Regions from separate parts of the Homo sapiens genome. Here region 2 is linked to region 1. A link is an interaction called in ENCODE POLR2A ChIA-PET data of the cell type or tissue named here. Cell type or tissue: Panc1. All regions are shown on one strand. Links, peaks and the distances in the headings refer to the core of each region. The heading gives the core; the rest is flanking DNA.

What was found. Peaks named below come from ENCODE experiments on the same cell type or tissue, not always from the same donor. Only the 100,000 strongest peaks of a DNase experiment are listed, where the experiment ranks them.
Region 2: POLR2A ChIA-PET joins it to region 1 with 5 read pairs; 3 of 35 experiments call an interaction of 5 or more read pairs at or near these places.

What each region holds. Positions count from the first base shown.
Region 1 is chr14:67,991,274-67,994,209 of GRCh38, forward strand. The region is part of intron 7 of RAD51B (RAD51 paralog B); the gene reads left to right. Among named protein-coding and RNA genes, the nearest start is that of RAD51B, 170 kb to the left of the region's middle. In Panc1, for the core only: no CTCF peak of the experiment used is centred there; no DNase peak of the experiment used is centred there.
Region 2 is chr14:68,799,590-68,802,525 of GRCh38, forward strand. No RefSeq gene overlaps it. Among named protein-coding and RNA genes, the nearest start is that of ZFP36L1, 8.0 kb to the left of the region's middle. In Panc1, for the core only: no CTCF peak of the experiment used is centred there; no DNase peak of the experiment used is centred there; H3K27ac peaks cover 416 bases.

The DNA.
Region 1 (2,936 bases), core at 331-2,830:
TGAATCCTTAGTAAAGTTTCATATTAGGTGATTTAGTAGATGCTAGTTAAGGAAAAATGATGATCTCTAAGAATTAGCCTGATTTTATTAAAAAAACTTTGTGGAGATTAACCTAATTTCCTTCTTCTTAGGAAGGCTATTAGACTGTTGATCACAGCAGACAGGGGTCTGAATTTCATGAAGTTTTTTGACATGGTCCATCATGATATCACTGTGGGCAGAATGGATGAGAGGGATATGATATAAAAATACGGTTATGTTGTTATGCAGCTGGCTGAACAGCCATCTGAAAGAGTGATATTTAATGGTCTGTGTTAACCTGGAAGGAGAACTCTGGGATACCATAGGAATCTGTCTTCACCTTCATTATATATATCAACAAAGAGTTAAAAGAAATATAGCTGGCCTACTAATTAAATTTGTAGATAATATACAGTTGAGGAAGGATGGCTTAAATTATTGGGTGATATAGACAGGAGTCAAAATTATTGGGTGATATAGACAGTCTCAATAAACATAGGAGTGCAGATATCTCTTTGATATAGACAGGAGTCAAAAAAGCTCTAAAAATATCAGGATGATAGGCTTAACCAGCAAGATAAAATTTACTGAGAACAAGTTTATAATATAATATATAATGCTATGTATTACAGAATAGAGGAGAAATGGCTTAGATGTAGGGGTAGGAAAAAAGGCTTAACGTTCCTAAGTTAACAGAAAACTTAATATGGGCAACTTTGTCATGTTTCTTTCAAAAAAATGCATTGTGATCTTAGGAATGTCTAGAACATTAATAGAATGTCTAGAATAAGATTAGTAGTAGTCCCGCTTTATTCTATGCATCGGACTATTTTGTTCTGATTATCGCAGTCTGAGAGTGATAAGCTTCAAGCACATCCAGAAGAAAATGGCTAAAGTTTTTCACATAACAAAGCTACAAAAAGAAGCCTATAAGGAGTCATAATAGCTGTCTCCTGATATTTGATGGGCAACCCTTTGGAAGGAAGGTTAGAATGAGACTGTGAAGCTCCAGAAGGTAAAGTGACAACCAATTGTTACATGAAGATGGATTTTGACTCCATATAAAGAATATTTGTCTGGTCCTTAAAGCTGTCTAAAAAATGAAATAGACTGTGCTGGGAGTTAAGTAGTGAATTTTCCAGGGTGTTGCCAAACTACCTTAAGGGTATGTGGTAATAGAAGAAATTTATTCATCAGAAAGGGGGTAAAACTAGTTGATGTTTAGATTCAGTCTACTCTTTTTGGTGGTGTGTTTCCTACTTGTTTATACCAATTTACTCTCTGTCGTTTGGCTAAGAGGCAGAGAATGTCTTTGACCATAAATTGATAAACAGGATTCATCTGTATATGTTATTATCAAAACATGCCTGTTACTTTTCCAAGAAGCTTTATTCTTATCTACTCCTAAAATATCTTTATGAAGTTAAAAGGACTTAACATAAGTATTTAGAAGGAAAAATGTTTTTTTTTTCTAGGAAGCATTATTTATATTTGGCACTTTTTTATTAGTGTCAAAAACAAGGTGATCACACTGCAGCTATAAGAAGATAGTGCTATGAAATGAATATGTGCAGATACATCAGAGTAACCAGGTTCATTGGTTTGTTCACTCATTTGTTTTTTACTCATTCATTAATTTATAAATATTTTTTCGGATACCTGGTAAGTGCTGGTCGCTCTGCTAGGTACTAGGAAGTTGATATATACTATAGTTTCTCTGACCATTTACCTAAAAATCTGTTAATAGGCTCCATTTCTTCTAATCATCCAAGAAACATTTTTTTAATTTTTAATTTTTGTTGGTACATAGTAGTTCTGTATATTTATAGAGTACATGAGATATTTTGATACAGATACACAATGTGTAATAATCACATCAGGGTAATCATGCTTGAGGGTATGGATACCCCATCTTTTAGTTATTTTAAAATGTACAAAAAATTATTGTAAACTATACTCACCCTGTTGTGCTATTTAGCCCTATATTTTATTAATTCTATCTAATTATATTTTTGTAGCCACTAACTATCCCACCCTCCCTCCATCCCGCTACACTCCCCAGCCTCTGGTCACCATCATTCTACTCTCTATTTCCATGAGTTCAATTATTTTAATTTTTAGCTCCCACAAACAACTGATAACATGCGAAGTTTGTATTTCTGCGTCTGGCTTACTTCACTTAACATAATGACCACCAGTTCCATTTATGTTGTCACAAATGACAGGATCTCATTCTTTTTTATGGCTGAATATTACTCCGTTTTGTGTATATACCACATTTTCTTTGTCCATTCATGTGTTGATGGACACTTAGGGTGCTTCCAAATCTCGGCTGTTGTGACTAGGTCTCCAATAAATATGGGAGTGCAGATATCTCTTTGATTTACTGATGTCCTTTTTGTGGATGTATACCTAGCAGTGGGATTGCCAGATCATATTGTAACTCTATTTTTAGTGGTTTTAGGACCCTCCAAACTGTTCTCCATAGTGGTGGTAATAATTTACATTCTGTCAACAGTGTATGAGGGTTCTCTAGTAAACAATTATTACTTTGTTTTTTGTGATGTAACCTCTAAAGACAAGTATAAAAGAAACACTGGAAAATACTGATTTTTAACGCTGTATGCTAGCTATTCTAACAACTATATGTTAATAACTTAATATATAACTGTTAGTATATATAATAACAGCTGTATTATAACTATTAGGTATCCATAAAAATATCATGCCTTTATGTACTTTAATATTAATATTGCTTTGAAACTGAATGCTGAGGTAGAATTTGTTTTTTCAGGTTTCTGTTTACTGTTAAGAGTTTTCTATATTTTCTTCCTTTTCCTTTTTTGGACTGTTGTTAATTTCCATATTGCTTTTTGAAAGGAGAAATAAGATATTGTTAAGGGGCCCAAAAATAT
Region 2 (2,936 bases), core at 333-2,832, 810 kb after region 1:
TTCACCATGTTGGCCAGGATGGTCTCGATCTCCTGACCTCGTGATCCACCCACCTCAGCCTCCCAAAGTGCTGGGATTACAGGCATGAGCCACCGTGCCTGGCCAGTTGTAACCTTTTTTGATTTAAAGTCTATTTTGTCTAATATTAGTATAGCCATTCCTGCTCTCTTTTGGTTACTATTTGCATGAAATATCTTTTTCTGTCCTTGTACTTTCAATCTGTTTGTGTCTTTAGATCTAAAGTCAGTCTTTTGTAGGCAACATATAGTTGGATCAGGTTTTTTGTTTATCCATTCTGCCAATCACTGTCTTTTGATTGGGGCACTTAATTAACATTTAAAGTAACTACTGATGAGAAGGGACTTAATTCTGTCATTCTGTTATTCGTTTTCTAGATGCCTTAGAGTTGTATTGTTCCTCATTTTTCTATACTACTATCTTATTTTGTGTTACTTGATTTTCCATAGTGAAACATTTAAATTCCTTTCTCATTTTCTTTGGTACATTTTCTTTCTATACTACAACTACAGTAGTCCTTCCTTTATCCACACAGGATATGTTTCAAGACCCCCAGTAGATGCTGGAAACCAGGGATAGTACTGAACCCTGCATGTACTATGACATTTTTTTTCCTTCAGAATTTCATGGATAAAAGTTTCATTCATACTATAGATCCTAGCAATATAAGCATATGATTCTTCTTCCTTGTTGAGAATTTTCACCTTTTCACTTGAAGCAGTTTACTGCTTTGTTCTCTCCAAATTGCCAGCATCACTACTCTTGCATTTTGGGGCCATTATTAAGTAAAATAAAGATTCCTTGAACACAGGTGCTGTGATACCACAGCAGTCAATTAGATAACCGAGATGGCTACCAAGTGACTGATGGGCAGGTAGCAGATATGGTGTGGGTACACTGGACAAAGAGATGATTCATGTCCCAAGCAGGATGGAGCAGGATGGCACGAGATTTCATCATATTACTTAGAATGGCATGCAATTTAAAACTTAAGAATTGTTTATTTCTGAAATTTTCCATTTAATATTTCCAGACTGTGGTCAATTGTGGATAACTGAAACTACAGAAAGTGAAACCACAGATAAGGGGGGACTACTGTATTTTCTTTGTGGTTACCATGGGGATTACATTTAACATCCTAAAGTTAAAACACTGTAATTTGAATTTATAACAGCTTAACTTCAAAAACATACAAAAATTCTGCTCCTTTACAGCTGCATCTGCATCCCTTTTGATTATTGATGTCACATAATTATGTCTTTATACATTTTGTGCCCAAAAATATAAACTAATAATTATTTTAAGTGTGTTAGTCTTTTAAATTCTGTAGAAAACAAATGTGGCATTACAATCCAAAGTTATAATAATTTAAGCTTTTAGACTAATCATTGTTTTTTAAAGTAGTCTCTTAAATTATGTCACAAAGTAAACTTACAAACTGTTGTTTCAATAATACTAGCTCTTATAATTGCCTTTATTGAGATCCTCATTTCTTCATATGGTTTCAAGTTACTATCTACTGTTCTTTATTTTACTTTGCAGGACACCCTTGGGGCATTTCTTATAGGACAAGTCTAGTGGTAATGAATTCCCTCAGCTTTTGTTTATTTGGGAATGTCATTTTCTCCATCACTTTTGAAGGACAGTTTTTCCAGATACAGGATTCTTGTTTGATTTTTTTTTTTCTTTTAACATTTTAAATATGTTGGCCCACTGCCTCTGGTCTCCAAAATTTCTGATGAGAAATTTGCTGATAATCTCATTAAGGATCCCTTGTAGCTGGATGCATTGGCTCACACCTGAAATCCGAGCACTTTGGGAGGCCAAGGCAGGAGGATTGCTTGAGACCTGGAGTTCAAGATCAGCTTGGGCAACAAAGGAAGACCTTATGTCTTTAATTAAAAAAAAAAAAAAGAATCTATTTTATGTGAGTCACTTCTCTTTTGCTGCTTCAAGATTCTCTTTTTGTCTCTGACTTTTGAGAGTTTGATTATAATGTATCCTGGTGTGGGTTTCTTTATTTTACTTGGAGTTCATTGAACTTCTTGGATGTTCATATTCATGTCTTTCATCACATTTCAGAAGTTTTTAGCCATAGTTTCAGATATTCTTTCCCCTTTTCTCTCTCTTATTCTTCTGGGACTCCCAGTATGCATATAATGGTGTTCCACAGGTCCTTTAGGCTCTCTTCACTTTCCTCAATCTTTTTCCTTTCTGTTCCTCAGACTTGATTATTTCCAGTGTCCTATCTTCAAATTTGCTGATTATTTTTCCTGCTTCCTCAAAACTGTCTTTGAATCCTAAAGTGAATTTTTCATTTTAGTTATTGTACTTTTCAGCTCCAGAGTTTCTTTTTACTTTCACTTTAGGCTTGCTATCTCTTTATTGTTATTCCCATTTTATTCATACATCTCTTTCTTGACCATCTCCATATCTTTATTTAGTTCTTTGAGCATCTTTAAGACAGTTGTTTTAAAGTCTTTATCAGTAGATCTTCCATCAGTTATTTTTCAGGAACAGTTTCTGTTGATTTATTTTTTGGATGTGCCATGCTTTCCTGTTTCTTCGTATGTCTTGTGATTTTTGTTGTTGTTGAAAACTGGACATTTCAATCTAATAATGTGGTTACTCTGGAAATCAGATTCTCCCCCTTCACCAAGGTTTGCTGGGTTTGGTAAATTTTTTTTTAATTATTGTTGTAGGCTGTCTCTGTGCCAAGGATCAGCCTGAGGTATAAATGTGAGGTCTTCTGAGATCTATTCTGAGCCTGTGCCTTTCTCTGATCATGCATGGGCATTCATTTTCAAATTTTCCCGGTGTATGTAATTGATTTTGAATGTCCTAGTCTTTAATATCTGGTTCCAAAAAGAGGAAAAAGACAGAAATGAAGAGTTGATTTTTTTAAAGGAGGCCTTCAT